Linked DNA regions of Mus musculus: region 2 is linked to region 1. A link is a loop called in an ENCODE intact Hi-C map of the cell type or tissue named here. Cell type or tissue: left cerebral cortex. All regions are shown on one strand. Links, peaks and the distances in the headings refer to the core of each region. The heading gives the core; the rest is flanking DNA.

Region 1 (8,326 bases), core at 247-8,246:
TTCCAAGTAACTCTGGGCAAAGGACGGGCTCCATCTGCTGTAAGCAGAAAGGCCGTGAGCAATTGAATTGTCTTCCCCATCTTTATTAATGCTAATTCCATACAGGCTCACCCCTGACCATTCCCAAGGCTGCTCTAAGAATCCTAGCCCTTCCTGAGCCTGAATCTCTCTAAGGAGGCTGGAGTTCCAGGAGTGTGCAGCCTCAGGACCCACAGCAGGGTTGTGGGGAATAATTATCATAGAGGCAGGGCCCAGGGACTCACAGTCAGCACTTCTTCAAGCTCTCATTTGCACTACATTCCCTTTAGTCTTAATTGTTTGTTTGTTTGTTTGTTTTGAAACAAGGTCTCAGTATGTAGCCCTGGGTGTCCTGAAACTTGCTATGTAGACCAGGCTGGCCTCAAAGTCACAGGCAAAGTCACCTGTCTTTGCCTCCTAAATTCTAGGATTGAATACATGTACCACTGTAGAGGAGGGAAACCTTGAACTTTTCCTGTATTCACCTCTGCGGTGCTGGGATTGTTGGTCTTCCAAGGCACATCTGGTTTTTATGGTGCTAGGGATGGAACCCAGGCTTTATGCTTGTTGGGCAAACACTACAAACTGAGCTGCACCACTGTCCTCACTCTAAGCATACACTAGACACAGGAAAATCAAGTATTCTCATCTCATCCCAACACACACACACACTCTCTCTCACATACACACACACACACACCCTCACATACACACACTCACACACATACACACACTCACATTCACACACATACACACACTCACACACATACACACACTCACATTCACACACATACACACCCTTACATACACACACTCACACACATATACACCCTCACATTACACACATTCACACACATACACACCCTCACACACACACACATATCCTTACATACACACACTCACACACATACACACCCTCATGTACATATACACCCTCACACACACACATACACATGCTACAGGACATGAGCTCCTGCATCCAGCAGGTCTACATCCACATCAGAATCCCCATGGCCAGTTCCTGCCCATCTCAACCCTGGGCTCCCTGAGGATGAATGCATCTGAAACAAAGCTAGTTTCCTCTCAGAGACTCCCTCAGAGGTCCACCCACCTCTGACACTAACTGGACCAGCTCTTTGCTCCACCTCTCTTTCCCAAGACCTTCTTTAGAAGACGTTCTAAGACTTACAGTGGTTCTCAACCTCCCCATAGCTGAGACCCTTTGATACAGTTCCTCATGTTGTGGTAACCCCCCAACCATAAAATTATTTTCGCTGCTACTTCATTACTGTAATTTTGCCACTGTTGTAAAGTGTAATGTAAATATCTGTGATTTCTAATGTCTTAGGCAACCTCTGTGAAAAGGCCATTTGACCCCAAAGGATCAACCCCCAAGTGTGCTCTCAACCTTAGACTGTTAACCGTAGGTTCCCTTAGTATCTAAGGGAAGTGGGGCATGATCCTGGAGCACTAAGTTCAAGTCACTGTGTAGGAAGGCTGACTTATCCTCAGCTTGCCCCATTGTGGTAGGCTCCAAACTTATCTGTCCCTATATCCTGAGACTAAGCTACCCTGTAGACAGAGAACAACAGCGTTCTTGGCCAGCTAGCGATCACCTGCTCTCCCAGTGTGTGCCGGGAGCTGGACAGTCTGAGGAAAGGCATTCTCTGGCGTTTCAGGGCACTCAGGCCCCAGGTCCACAAGAGAATGAGCCACCAATTCTCCATCCCCATTCGTTTCTCGGGTCATGTTCTTTGCCCAGGAGTACAGACTAAAACGACTCCAACAACCAGATGTGCCTAACTGCTAGTCTAGACGCTCCCAAATCCCGAAGTACCCTATCAGGCTATCCCCTGCCTCGGATGCTCTCAGGATCGAAGAAGGAGAGACTACAAATCCAACAAACCCAAATTGTGGAAATTAGACTCCATGGAGCACAGGTCTTAAAGTAAGAGAGAACTTTGTGCTGGCAAAGGATGAGGGTCTCCCCAACCCACGTTTATTTGTTTAGTAATCTGAATCAGAAACCAACTTTCAAGAGTTCTCTTTCCAACATATGGATCACGAGATCAAATTCAGGCAACCGCCCTTACACTAAGCCATCTTGCTAGGACGAGTAGTTAGAATCCTAAGGACTATATAATACACCAGAATTCAAACTTTGCAGGCAGAATTCAAACCCCAGAGCAGAAGCCAGCGCAAAGCCAGGGCCTCAACGTCACCCATTCCCCTGCAGGCTTCCTTTTAGGAGAGAGAATGTATTATGTGAATGACAGCCTCGGATTACCAGACACATTCTCAGAACCCAGCAGGGTAGTGAAGCCTGAGCGCCACTAGAGGACCGCTCCGCCCGCCTCTCTGCTTCAGTCCTGCCCACATCCGGGTGGCCCCTCCCTTCCCAGCTATGCTGGCGCAATTTAGCCCCTCCCTCCCTAAGTCATTCCAGCACACAGCCCGACTTTCTGATGCCTGCGGCATTCTTGTTCCCACCCACAACCCACCTCTTCAAGCCCCGCCCACTGCTGGCCTCTTAGTCCTATAGCGCTATCTCCTGGTAGTCGGGAGACATTGTTCTCCTTTGGGGCTAGTCAGCTGGGGCTTCCTTGGCGTGCTTGTGGAGCCACTATCAAATTGAGACCTAATCCTTGCTCTGGTCCTGAACCTGCCTAGAGATCTGGGCTTCACAGAACCCCCAAGAGACGTGGTCTCAGATGAAATTCGAGTCATCTTCAGCAAAGTAGGTGTCAACTGTTGCTCCTACCACTGGAATTCCCAGCAGATGGGCACCCCTCCTTTAAACTACTGTCTCCTCTGCATCTTCTAGAGTCCTCATAAAGAAGTGGTAAATCCATCCCTCATTAGGAGGTTTATTTAAAATGTTGGTCTTTATTGGGAAGAGAGGCTCCTTGGTCTTGCAAACTTTATATGCCCCAGTACAGGGGAACACCAGGGCCAAGAAGTGGGAGTGGGTGGGTGGGTGGGGGGAGTATGGGGGACTTTCAGGATAGCATTTGAAATGTAAATGAAGAAAATACCTAATAAAAATTGGAAAAAAAAACACCTTGATCTTCTACAATACAAACAAAATAATAGTGTTGGGGTCACACCTAGGAATGGAACTTGCCTTACGCTAGTTTGGAAAAATGTGGCCAACTTCTCTGCCTTAGCCATCGTGCATCAAAGACAGTAATTTATAGAAAGTGAGTAAAATAAATAACTTTTCTTTCTTTTTTTCTTATTTTCAAGATAGGACCTCACTGTGTAATCCTAGCTGACCTGGAACTCAAAGAGATCTACCTTCCTCCCAAAATGCTGGGGTTAACAGCAAGTGCTACCACACCGATTATCTTTTCCCTTTCATTTTCCTTTTCACTTTTAAAGATCTGTTTTTATTTATGTGTAAGTGTATCTATGTTAAATGTATGTCCTGGGTGTGGGTCCCCACAAAGACCAGAAGAGGGCATCCAGGAGGCTGAGACACCAGATGTGGGTGTTAGCCACTGAACTTGGGTCCTCAGGACTAACAAATAGCAAGTGCTCTGAACTGGAGAGCATTTCATCTCTCCTGCTCCCCACCTCCTCTTTTTGGGGGGCGGGGATGGTTTTGAGACAGGATTTCTCTGTATAGCCCTGGCTGTCCTGGAACTCACTTTGTAGACCAGGCTGGCCTTGAACTCAGAAATCCGCCTGCCTCTGCCTCCCAAGTGTTAGGATTAAAGGTGTGCACCACCATGCCTGGCGCCATCTCCCCTTTTTTGAGACAAGATCTTGCTAAGTAGTCTTGGCTGGAGTGGAACTCACCATGCAGACAAAGCTGGCCTCAAACTCAGAGAGGTTCATAAACCTCTGGCTCCTGAATGCTGGATTACAGTGTGTGCCACTGCAGGCTTTTTGTTTTAAGACAGTCTCATGTAGCCAAGACTGATCTCAGATTTTTTTATGTAGCCAAGACTGTCTTCAACTCCTCTAATGCCTCTGCTTCACACACGCCAGGATTACAGGCGTGTGCTACTGTGCTAGACTGATAGGGATTTGTTTTGTTTTGGTTTTGGTTTTTTGGGTTTTGTTTTTTTTTTTTTTGTTTTTTGTTTTTTGTTTTTTTGAGACAGGGTTTCTCTCTGTAGTCCTGGCTGTCCTGGAACTGACTCCATAGACCAGGCTGGCCTCGAACTCAGAAATCCACCTGCCTCTGCCTCTCGAGTGCTGGGATTAAAGGCGTGTGCCACCACCGCCCGGCCTCTGATATGGATTTTTAAGACAGCAATACTGAAACTAAAATTTAGCTTTGAAGGACCGGTATTTGAGAATAGACCTTGCGTATTGTAAAGAAACCAGGGAAGAGCTCCTCCTAGCGGCTCGTTTGGCAGGAGCATAGAAAAAGAAGCTAGAAGCTACATCTTAGCAATAGTCTAGAAGCCAGGCGAGTCACCGTTCATAAACACACTAGGTCCTCTAGCCAACAGCCTTGTCTCGCCCATGATTGATCCAGAGAGCTTGGCTCTCACGGAAGTGTCTACACAAGATTGCTAAGAATTCAGATCCTCTGCTTTTCTCTCTACCTCTCTTGAGGGCCGACTCTTGACTATAATCCATTATCTCAACTCCATGCCCCAGTTCACTGGGTATCTTGGAGCCCCTTGGAGACAGCACTGTCCTAACCTCAATAACAGACTGGAGAGCCTTGCTGGAGGGATCCCAGGAAGTAGCCCTGCGTCAAATCAAGTAGAAAAACAGGTTCCTCTTAGTACCCTTCTGCCTGCCCCCTGCCCTCCTATCACCTTCTGTTCATAGGCAGACTCACTTCCACCAAGACAAGATCATAGGAACTTGGCCTGAGGGCTGGGGAGCAGGCCATCTACCAGGCTCAACAGCAACTCACCTCCTGCAAAGAAGACAGGAAGCAGCTGGAGCCCCGTGCAGCCTGTAGCTTCTCGATCATCCTCAGTTTCATCTTAAGCTGAGCTTTCTGAGGGTCAGCTTAACTGAGAGCAATTGTGGGGTCATCTACGGGGTTCCTGCTGCAATGCTTAGAAGGCTCCGTGAGGCATGTGCCTTTGAACACTTGTCAGGAGTCTTTCCTGATGTGGTATCTTTGGACAAGGTCTCATGAGTCCCAGGTGAAACTTACTAAGTAGCTTACTCTGTCCTTGAACTCCTGATCCTCTTCGCTCCACTTCCCAAGAACTTGAGTTATTGGTGTGCCCCACCATGTCTGCCCTTGTGCCTAGGCTGGTTTTGCCTTGGCATTTTCAAGGTGCTACACATTTATATCCTAACTGCAAACACTTTTGGACCATCAGGAAAAGTGGGGTGCAAAGACTCATGGTGAGCTGGTAGAAGCAGAGACAAACCAGAAGAGGCACCGTTTTTTTCTGTAACCACTGGCCCTCTGGCAACAACTGCTGCATCTCTACTTCCTGTATGAGCATTGTCCCAGGAGAACACCTGTCCTTTCCTAGATATGGAGTACGCTCATTCTACCTAGGCCCGTCTACATCCTGACAGGCACCACCTTAGGGCTGGCCACCCAGAATCTGGAAGCTCAAGCACAAAGCACCCTGGTTAGAAACCGCTCGCTAAGGTTACCAGCCAATCCCAAGCCCATAGGTATTTTTGGACAAAAGACGATAAAAGCCACAGTAGAGTTTCCATCAGCATAGCTCCACCCCAGCCTTCAGAGAGGCTGCCTCTTCTGAGGCACATCTCCCATCACGCTCCACCCCATCCACTAGACTCCCAGTTATACCCTACCTTGGCAAATGAGGAAACTGAGGACTAAAGTTAGTCTTGACTAAAGGCAGAAGGAGCACTAGAAGCAGCTTGCGTATTGGCAGAGGTCCCGGCGGCACAGAAATGGCAGCTTCTGCAGAGGTTCCCTGAGCTGCCCTTCTCTACCATGATTGATCCTCTCCCACCATTCACGCCCAGGAACCAGAAGATCCCAGGTAAATAGACAGTCAGAGGCAATGACATTGTAATAAAGACACTGCTTTTATTTAGTTTGATATGTTTCTATACAGAATGCAGAAAACACATCTTAAAATCATATAGAAGGAAATAAAAACACGTCAGTGGTTGGTGAACACTTGAATGTGAGATTGGCTCTCTGTCTCAGAGTCTGATGGCCATCGCCGGCTCAGGGAGGGGGCTGCCTGCAAAGGCATTGTTGCTGTTGTTATTCTGTTCACTGCCCCACTGCCTCCAGTTGCTATGACAACAGGCCACTTTGGGCCTGCCTCCTCTCTACATGGCAATGCCCAATGGTGGGGTTGCTAAGAGCAACAAGAGTTATCTGGAGGGCTTCCCAAAGCCCTCACCTGGAATACTGGGATTTGTTTATTTGTTTATTTATTTATTTATTTTTGATGAGGTCACCAGAAATAATTTCATCGGATCAGATCCCTGCTCTTGACTCTGGGACATCAGGGAAACTCCAGCTCGGACCAGAGCTTGGGAGCACAAGGCCCAGTCACCAGCCATCCATGAAGCACTCATCGGCAGACTCCCGCATGGGGAGTGCTCACTACAAAGAACCCTCCTGGGGGCTGAGCAGGAAGGGTAGGCCTTGTGGAGAAAGCAGAAGAACCACCATTTGGAAGCAACCCTTCTGAACTACTGGCCTTTCCTTCCTGAGACAGCACACCCTCTGCTCAACAGTCGATATGGCTTAGAAGGTACTGCTCCGTGTGCAAAGGGAGCCTGGGTCCACCCACCCACCCTCCATCAGGGAAGGGATACATTATTGCAAAAGGCATTCCTCCCTAAAAGGTACCCGAAATAACTCAGACATCAAGAAAAGGCATGCTCAAAATGGTTTCTTCCAAAGGAGGAGAATCAAAGCAGAGTGGGTGCCCCTGAGTCATGGGACAGAGATGCAGACAGATGGACGATGTTCTGCTAAAAAAGGCAAAGGAAGCCTCTATGTAATCCAGAATTTAACCCATTAGGAAAAGAAGGAGGGGAGGGTCCAAATGAGCAAAGCCATCAGTCCCATGGAGTTGACACTAGGAGCTTATACAAACTGCTGCTAAGCATCACCATTTTTTAATCTTTTTTTTTTTAATAAAACAATTTGAGGCTGTATAAAAACTTTAGTAAAAAATTAGCTTTGAGAGCCCACAGACTTTTACTATGAACTATTGCTGGCACTCCTCCCCAGCCACAGGCCCACGGCCCAGGACTGGAGCGCCAGAGAAGAGGGGCAGGGTATATGGGGTAGGGCTGTGGACTGTTGGGACAAAGTGGCCAAGGTCAAGTGAGGAAAGAGCATCACATGACATAAAAATATTGCATCTTCACCAAAATGTCCCCCACTGAGTGTTTCAAAGACCGTGATATTCCTTTTAAGAGGGAAGGGAAAGAACAGAACCAAACCAAACCAAACCACAGAGAAGGGAAAAGAAAGGTTGATGAGGTGGAGTCCTTCGACCTTCCCAGGTGCCCCTACGAGCAGCTGGCCCACCTTGGAGCACCTAGGTTGGAGGCCATAGCCACCAATGCCTTTTGGAGTCCCTTTCCCACAGAAATGAAGACCCCCTTGGTGGTAGGCCACTAGCGTGCATGGGGTAGAGGTCAGGATGTCCATGGCCCAAGAGGCCCCTCCAGCTTCCAGCCCCTGGCAACAGCGGGAGAGCGAACCCAGCACCAGGGCCCTGGCACCCGAGCCAGGACCAGGAGGCCCTCAGTCAGGCTCTGGGATATCAGAGCAACCAAGTTGACATAGTGTGAAAAAATAGGATTCCTTTGATAAAAAATACTGTCCCTTGGTCTTCTCTAAGTTTGAAACACCCTGGGATCTTATTTTTAGCAAAGCAATTTCCCATACCCACCCAAAAATTATACGTACAAGTTTAGGTAAACAGCAGATTAAATGTAAAAACTTAACCTTAATTTCTGAAAGTCCTTTGAATGTAATCTTTAGCTACTGTTTTCCATGTTACATCCTGCAGCTAGACACACGTGAATAGAAAAAACAGTACAGTTAGTGTTAAAGGCAAAATGCAGAGAGCTGGGGCCGCCCAGCACTGCCTGCGAGTTCATTCACGGTTCCTCGCTCCCTCCTTCTACCTCTACTCAAACAGTGCTTCAGAGCCATCAAAAAACGCAGCGAAGACTTTTCTATGAACAAACAAAAAGCTGTTAGGCAAAAAATGAAAATAAAAAAGTCCCCCAAAGTCTCTCCAGCAGCTTTGGGGTTTGGGAGGACCAGAGAGGGCGGGCTTGTCCAGGCCCTGTTGTCAGTGTGTGCTAGGTCAGGTGTTGGGGACCAGTGGGCAATGGCCTGTGGGCCACCGGTCTCTACAGACAA
Region 2 (8,326 bases), core at 290-8,289, 76 kb after region 1:
CCCATCCTGCCTGCCTGGTCACTTTCCCTTTCCTCTTAACTTTCCCCTAGTGCCCCTACCTCCTCCTTTTCTATCTTCCTGAATGCCCAATCTATACTTCTCTCAACACCTAGACCAGGCTCCTTGTGCTTTCCTTTGCATACCACACAAGCCACATGGCTCCTCAGACACCCCAGTCACGAGGGACCTCTAAGTTTCTGCAAACATGCCAAGCATTTGCCAGCTTCCCTCAAGCCTTCCCACATGCTGACCCTTCTGCCCACGACATTCTTTGCCACTTGACCTATCTCACTCTCAGCTCGTTCCTTGTCTCTGCTTTTGGCCCGTCCCTGCTCCGGACACCTACTTAGCACGTTGTATGGCTCTCTGTGGTTTAAAAGGTTTATTTCTAAAACAGACTGGAGAGCTCAAGTCTGTTTGTTCTCTGCCTATCTTGTGAACTTCTAGTGCCTAGAGGTGGGTCTATCCCTTAGGAGTTCTCTTTGTGTTTGTTTGTTTGTTTGTTTAAGATGTACCTTTTGTTTTTAATTTATTTATCTTTATTTCATGGGACTTGCATGTGTGTCTGTGTGAGGGTGTCGGATTAGGGACAGTTGTGAGCTGCCATGTGGTTGCTGGGAATTGAACCCAGGTCTTCTCCAAGAGCAGCCAGTGCTCTTAATATGTGTCTCCGTCTGGGCAGGGAGTTGGATCTCCCTGAAGCTGGCTGAGGGTTGCCCAACAAGGGTGCTAGGAAGTGAATCAGGTCATTTTCAAGTATAGTAAGTACTCTTAAGGGCTGAGCCATCTTTCCATCCTGGTTTGTTTGTTTGTTTGTTTGTTTGTTTGTTTGTTTTTAAACAGCCTGTCACTGTATTGCTCTGCCTGGGCCTGGAACTCACTAGACCTAGGCTAGCTTCAAACCTGCATTTGCTCCCAAGTGTCAAGACCACAGGCATTTCTTCTTCTTCTTCCTCTTCTTCCTCTTCTTCTTCTTCTTCTTCTTCTTCTTCTTCTTCTTCTTCTTCTTCTTCTTCTTCTTCTTCTTCCTCCTCCTCCTCTCCTCCTCCTCCTCCTCCTCCTCCTCTTCTTCTTCTTCTTCTCCTCCTCCTTCTCCTCCTCCTCTTCCTCTTCTACCTCCTCCTCTTCCTCTTCTACCTCCTCCTCTTCTTCCTCCTCCTCCTGTTCTTCCTCCTCTTCTTCTTCCTCCTCCTTCCCCTTCTCCTTCTTCTATTTTGTTTGTTTATTAGTTGAGACAGAGGTTCTCTGCATATCCCTAGCTGTCCTGGAACTCCCTCTGTAGACCTAACTCACAGAAATCTACCTGGCTCTTCTACCAGAGTGCTGGGATTAAAGGTGTTGGCCACCACCACAAGGTATTCTATCACTTCTAATATACCCAATAAAGTTGGACTCAGTGGAAGAGAAAGTTCTTAGAATGCATGAAGTGCTGGGTTCAATCTTCAACACAAGTAAATCACGAACGTTTGGTTGAGTGGGGTCTCCCAAAGCCTGAAGGAAATGGTTGTAAATGTCTGGCTGACATTTTACAGCCCAAATTCTAAAAGCACATACCTGCTCTGTGACATCTACATGCCACAGAGTAAATTGAAGTCCTCACCCTGTCCTGTACTGGCCTATAAGGATTTGCCTTAAAGTGATCAATACCTATAATTTGAGAACTAAGAATAGTGGTTAGGAGCCGGGCATGGTGGCACATGCCTTTAATCCCAGCATTTGGGAGGCAGAGGCAGGCAAATTTCTGAGTTCCAGGACAGCTAGGGCTATACAGAGAAACCCTGTCTCAAAAAAAAAAAAAAAAAAAAAAAAAAAAAACAAAAAAAACAAAAAATAAAAAAAAGAAATAGTGGTGGTCGAATTGTTAAAGAGCCAGTGCTCTTAACCACTGAGCCATCTGTCCAGTCCCACCAATTGCTCTTGAGGTAGGATTTCATGCAGTCCAGGCAAGCCTTGAACTTTTTTTTTAATTATTTTGCAGTCCAGGCAAGCCTTGAACTTTTTTTTTAATTATTTATGATTATAGTTAAGTACACTGTAGCTGTCTTCAGACACACTAGAAGAGGGCGTCAGATCCCATTACGAGTGGTTGCGAGCCCACGTGGTTGCTGGGATTTGAACTCAGGACCTTCCGAAGAGCAGTCAGAGCTCTTACCCGCTGAACCATCTTGCTAGCTCAGGCCTTGAATTTTTTTTTTTTTTAAGTTTTATTTACCTAATTTTTATGAGTACACGGTCGATGTCTTTAGACACCAAAGAGGGCATTGAATCCCATTACAGATGGTTGTGATCCACCATGTGGTTGCTGGGAATTGAACTCTGGACCTCTGGAAGAGCAGCTAGTGCTCTTAACCACTGAGCCATCTCTCCAGCTCCGGCCTTGAACTTTTAAAACAATGTTATTTAATTATTTTTGTGTGTATATTTTCAATTGTGTATCTGAGCACCATATGCCTTCCTGGTGCCCAGGGAGACCAGAAGAGAGCACTGGAGCCTGTAGAACGAACTGGAGGCACAAATGGTTGTTAGCTGGGAATCAAACCCAGGTCCTCTGGAAAAGCAGAGATTGCTGAGCCATCTCTCCAGCCCCAGACCTTGAACTTTCTATGTATGGGATGATGACCTTGAACTTCTGATCTTCCTGTCTCCCCTAAGTGCTAAGATACAGACAAATGGCACCACATCTGGTTTCCAATGTTGGGGATCAAAGCCAGGGAGAGCCCCAGTGCCTCTAGGCAAGCACCTGACCTGAAATAGCAGCCACAGTCGCTCTCCCCCTGCCTCCTCTTTTTTTCAGATATGTTTTCACTATGTGACTCTGGCCAGCCTGGAACTTGCTGTATAAAACAATGAGATGGAGGGGGCTGTCTAGATGGCTCAGTGGTTAAGAGCACCGATGGCTCTGCTTCTGGAGGTTGTGAGTTCAAATTCCCCACATGGTGGCTCACAACCATCCGTAATGGGGTCTGATGCCCTCTTTCGGAGTGTCTGAAGACAGCTACAGTGTACTTACATAAAACAAATAAGTAAATCTTTTTTGTTTGTTTGTTTGTTTTTCCAGACAGGGTTTCTCTGTGTAGCCCTGGCTGTCTTGGAACTCACTTTGTAGACCAGGCTGGCCTCGAACTAAGAAATCTGCCTGCCTCTGCCTCCTGAGTGCTGGGATTAAAGGTGTGTGCCACCATGCCCTGCAAATAAGTAAATCTTTAAAAAAAAAAAAAAAAAAGAAACAAAACAAAGCTGGGCATTGTAGCACATGGGAGGCAGAGGCATGTGGATCTCTGAGTTGGAGGCCAGCCTGGTCTACAAAGTGAGTTCCAGGACAGCCAGGGCTATGCAGAGAAACCCTGTCTCAAACAAAACAAAACAAAACAAAAAAGAGTGTATCCATGGAAGCAGGACAGTAGATGAATGATAAAGGCATTTTCTAAGCCCTTTACTCCATCGTCAGTCATGCAAGAATGCCCAAAGCAGAGACGTGAAAGTCGCAGTCCTCGAAGCTAAGAAGTTTACATTTCCGCTCCTGGATGGGGAAATAGACCCCCAGGAAACCAGGAGCTGGATGAGTCCCTCTGGAGGAGAGGTCACTTCACGGTAGCTGAGCCTTTGGGTCAATCCAAATTTTCCTTCTAGCTTTGTGAATTCCCAGGAGGGGTTCAGTGGAACAGGACACGGCCAGGCCAAATGGACACAAATGGAGCAGAGGTGACTGACTGATCCTTCAAGCAGTCCTCAAACGAAGCAACCAAAACTGATGAAATTTGTGGATAACAGATCTGAAAAAATAAAATAAAATAGCTCCCTGGGTCTTACACTGTCTGGAACCACAGTCATCTTCATTCTGGATTTCTCTTGAGAGGGGATAAAACATGTGGTTAGTAAAAGCCAAAATGGAGAGATGGTTCAGTGGTTAAGAGCACTTAGTCCTCATGCAAAGGACCCAGGTTCAATTCCAGCATCCACGTGGAGGCTTACCACCCCTTGTAACTCCAGATTCAGGGGAATCTAGCACCCTCTTCTGGCCTCACAAGGCACTGCATGCAAGTGAGGCAAATATATATTATGCAGACAAAACACCCATCCACATGAAGTAAAAATAAATAATTTTTTTTTTGTTTTTTTTCGAGACAGGGTTCCTCTGTATAGCCCAGGCTGTCCTGGAATTCACTCTGTAGACCAGGCTGGCCTCGAACTCAGAAATCCACCTGCATCTGCCTCCCAAGTGCTAGGATTAAAGACGTGCACCACCACGCCCAGCTGAAATAAATCTTTAAAAACAACAACAAAAACTAATTTTGACGGAAAGCCCAGAGATCCAGGCATGGTAGCACATAACTTTAATTCCAGAACTCTGCAGACTGTAACAAGGGATCTCTGTGACTTTGAGGCCAGTCTGGACTACATAACAAGTTGCAGGACGCCAGGCAGTGCTGGCCCACGCCTTTAATCCCAGCACTTGGGAGGCAGAGGCAGGTGGATTTCTGAGTTGGAGGCCAGCCTGGTCTACAAAGTGAGTTCCAGGACAGCCAGGGCTATACAGAGAACCCCCGTCTAGAAAAACAAAAACAACAACAAAAACAAACAAACAAACAAACAAAAAGTTCCAGGACAGCCAAGGCTAAATTGGAAGTCCCTGTCCTGTAGAGGTAAAAAAGAAGAAGAAGAAGAAGAAGGAGAAGGAGAAGGAGAAGGAGAAGGAGAAGGAGAAGGAGAAGGAGAAGGAGAAGGAGAAGGAGAAGGAGAAGGAGAAGAAGAAGAAGAAGAAGAAGAAGAAGAAGAAGAAGAAGAAGAAGAAGAAGAAGCCCAGAGACTTTGATGGCAAGACATGAGTCCCAGGAAAACCAGGACATACAAGCATTCTTTGGCTTCCTGTTCCCAGCAGCTGCAGGAAGCTCGAAGCCCCTAGCTCTCCCAGCACCCCCGCCCCAAAGAACTGGAGAAAAATCTTGTTTCCTGTCCTTCTTGATTAGGCACACAGAGACCAGGGTGGGAACAGCTGAGTATTCCACAGCAAGCCCCAGGGAGATGCTAGGGCTGTCAGCCAATGTTTGGAAGGCACCGTGGTGTTTAGAAACAGGGCCTGGGAAGGGATTTCATGACCAGAGCAGGCTCCTCCTCCAGCCTTCTTTACTTTCATAATCTGAAAAGGCTATTGACAATTTTCACAGAAAAACAAAACAAAACAAAACAAAACACGTTTCTCTACATTATCTTGCCCATAAGCCTGTAATTTAAAAGTCTTTTTATGTCTCACTTATTTAACTTGTAGGGATTCCAGCCTTAAGAGCCCCTAAGGTTAGGGAAATTCCATGTTGGTTCAGCCCCAACTGGCTATGAGTCAAGGGCCTCCTCCTGGCCACGTTGACTCGCACTGCCCTCCAGAGCCTAGGAGACTAGGCTAGGAGAGCTTCAAGGAAGCGGCTTGCTCCACTTCTCCACTGTGCTACCTCCCCCCAGCCTATTGGAGACAGCTGAACAGACTGTCCGTGGGTTTGATCCCTAGCACTGTAAAATACATAAATAAACAAATAAATGAGAGGGTCTAGGTGCAGTGGCCTATGCCTGTAATCCCAGATCTTGCAGGCTGAGACAAGAGGACAGCATCAAGTTATCAAGTCTAGGCTATATGGCAAGACCTTGTCTCAGAAAAGCAAGAGTTATTTGGCTACGTAGCAAGTTTGAGGCTAGCCTAGATTACAGAAGTCTCTCTCTCTCTGTCTCTCTGTCTCTCTCTCTTTCACACACACACATGTACACACATGCATACACATATACACATTACACACACACATATATATACATACACACATGCCACACAGATATATACATATACCACACACACACACACATATATACACATACATACACACACCATACACACATACCACAGTACACACACATACATTACACACACACATACACATACCCACACCATGTATATACATCTACCACACACCACACACACACACATCACACACATACACACACACATCAACACCATATACCACACACACACATATAAACCCAAGGCTAGGGATACAGCCCAATGGTAGAGTGCCTAGTAGGCACAAAGCAGTCCTGGGTTCAATCCTTACCATTATAAAGAAAGAAAGACAGAGACACAGAAACACAGAGAGACAGAGACAGAGAGAGACACAGAGACACACAGAAACATAGAGAGAGACAGAGAGAGCAAGCGAGGCAGGTGTGGTGGCACAGGCCTAGAAATTCCAGCACTTGAGAGGCAGAAGCAGAAGACTCAGGAGTTTGAGGCCAGCATGAGCTACATAAGACCCTGCTTTTAAAAACCCAAATTCTGTGGGGCTGGAGAGAAGCCTCAGCAGTTGAGAGCTGTTTCAATTCCTGGCACCACATGGTGGTTAACAACTTTCTCTAACTTTAGTTCCAAGGGATTCAATGTCGTCTTCCGGTCCACTTGGACCCATCTTGCATATGGTACACAGACAGACATTCAGGCAAAACACCATAAACATAAAACAATAAATCAGGGGACCCTAAAACTATGAACGGTGATATGGCTACACAGGTTTGGTGACTTGTGTTTGACTCTAAACCCTTGTAAATGTGGAAGGAGAACACCCACACTACAGAGTTGTCCTGTGTGATGGCTAACCTTGGCTGTCAATTTGGCACACTTGGGAAGAATGAATCTCACTTGAAGAATGGCCTCCATCAGTGTGGCGGGTGGGCATGTCTGCAAACTAGGAAATACTCTGACCTCCGTTCACACTCTGTAGCATGCATCCCCAAACATGTATCACACACACACACACACACACACACGCACACACACACTTAATAAAATAAGATCTGGAGAGTAGGCTGGAGAGACGACTCAGAGGTTAAGAGCACTGACTGCTCTTCCAGAGGTCCTGAGCTCAATTCCCAGCAACCACATGGTGGCTCATGATCATCAATGAAGGGATCTGATGCACTCTTCTGGCATGCAGGTGTAAAGTAAATTAATTAAACTGAAAAGGTTTTTTAAAAGATAAGTGGGGGCTGGGGAGATGGCTCAGAGGTTAAGAGCACTGAGTGCTCTCCCAGAGGTCCTGAGTTCAATTCCCAGCAACCACATGGTGGCTCACAACCATCTGTAATGAGATCTGACGCTCTCTTCTGGTGCTGTCTGAAGACAGCTACAGTGTACTTACATATAATAAATAAATAAATCTATTAAGGGTGGTTGTGAGCCACCATGTGGTTGCTGGGATTTTGAACTTCGGACCACCTTCGGAAGAGCAGTCGGGTGCTCTTACCCACTGAGCCATTTCACCAGCCCCAAATAAATAAATCTTAAAAAAAAAAAAAGGATAGGTGGTAGCGGTAGTATACAACTTTAATCCCTGCACTCCAGAGGCAGAGGCAGAGGCAGAGGCCAGCAAATCTCTGAATTCAAGGCCAGCCTGTTCTCCAGAGCAAGTTCCAAGACCAACAGAGCTATATAGAGAAATCCTGTCTTGAAACAAACAAACAAACGACTGGAGAGTTGGCTCTGCAATCAGGAACATTGGCTGTTCTTCCAGAAGATCTGAGTCGTCGTCGTCGTCTTCTTCTTCTTCTTCTTCTTCTTCTTCTTCTTCTTCTTCTTCTTCTTCTTCTTCTTTTCGAGACAGGGTTTCTCTGTATAGCCCTGGCTGTCCTGGAACTCACTCTGTAGACCAGGCTGGCCTCGAACTCAGAAATCCACCTGCCTCTGCCTCCCAAGTGCTGGGACTAAAGGCGTGTGCCACCACCGCCTGGCAGGATCTAAGTTCAAGTCTCAGCACCAACATGGTGGCTCACAACTATCTGTGCTTCCCATTACAAGAGTCTTTTTTTAAATAAAAAAAGATTTATTTATTATTACATGTAAGTACACTGTAGATGTCTTCAGAAGAGAGTGTCAGATCTCATTATGGGTGGCCATGAGCCACCATGTGGTTGTTGGGATTTGAACTCAAGACCTTCGGAAGAGCAGTCAGTGCCCCAACCTCTGAGCCATCTCTCCAGCCCTCGTTACAGGAGTCTTAGTCCCTCTTCTGGCCTTCAAGGGCACTGAATTCATGTCATGAAGAGACACACATTCAGGAACAATGGCCAAAACCATAAAATTTTAAAATGAATAAAAACATATGCTATAGGGGGTGGAGAGGTGGGTCAGAAGTTATGAACACTGAGTGCTCTTTCTGGGACCCAGGTTTGGTCCCCAGCATCCACACAGCATCTACATGGCAGCTCACAACCATCTGTAATTCCAATTCCAATACTCTAAACCAATGAGCGATCTCTCCAGACTTCAAAAATAAATCTTTAGGACAGATATGGT

Evidence for each region. A loop is a pair of places that touch in the nucleus more often than their neighbours do. Peaks named below come from ENCODE experiments on the same cell type or tissue, not always from the same donor. Only the 100,000 strongest peaks of a DNase experiment are listed, where the experiment ranks them.
Region 2: it touches region 1 in a loop (2.2-fold over the local background); 22 of 42 quality-filtered maps call a loop at or near these places.

What each region holds. Positions count from the first base shown.
Region 1 is chr9:108,198,876-108,207,201 of GRCm38, forward strand. Dag1 (dystroglycan 1) reads right to left here. Exons shown (of 4, transcript NM_001276482.1): 4 at 5,986-8,326. Among named protein-coding and RNA genes, the nearest start is that of Bsn, 13 kb to the left of the region's middle. In left cerebral cortex, for the core only: CTCF peaks have their summits at 2,520 (motif pointing left), 3,450 (motif pointing right) and 4,371; DNase peaks (open chromatin) are centred at 2,463, 4,369, 5,824, 6,173 and 1 more place; H3K4me3 peaks cover 263 bases; H3K27ac peaks cover 4,454 bases.
Region 2 is chr9:108,275,252-108,283,577 of GRCm38, forward strand. No RefSeq gene overlaps it. Among named protein-coding and RNA genes, the nearest start is that of Nicn1, 11 kb to the right of the region's middle. In left cerebral cortex, for the core only: a CTCF peak has its summit at 4,027 (motif pointing left); no DNase peak of the experiment used is centred there; H3K27ac peaks cover 451 bases.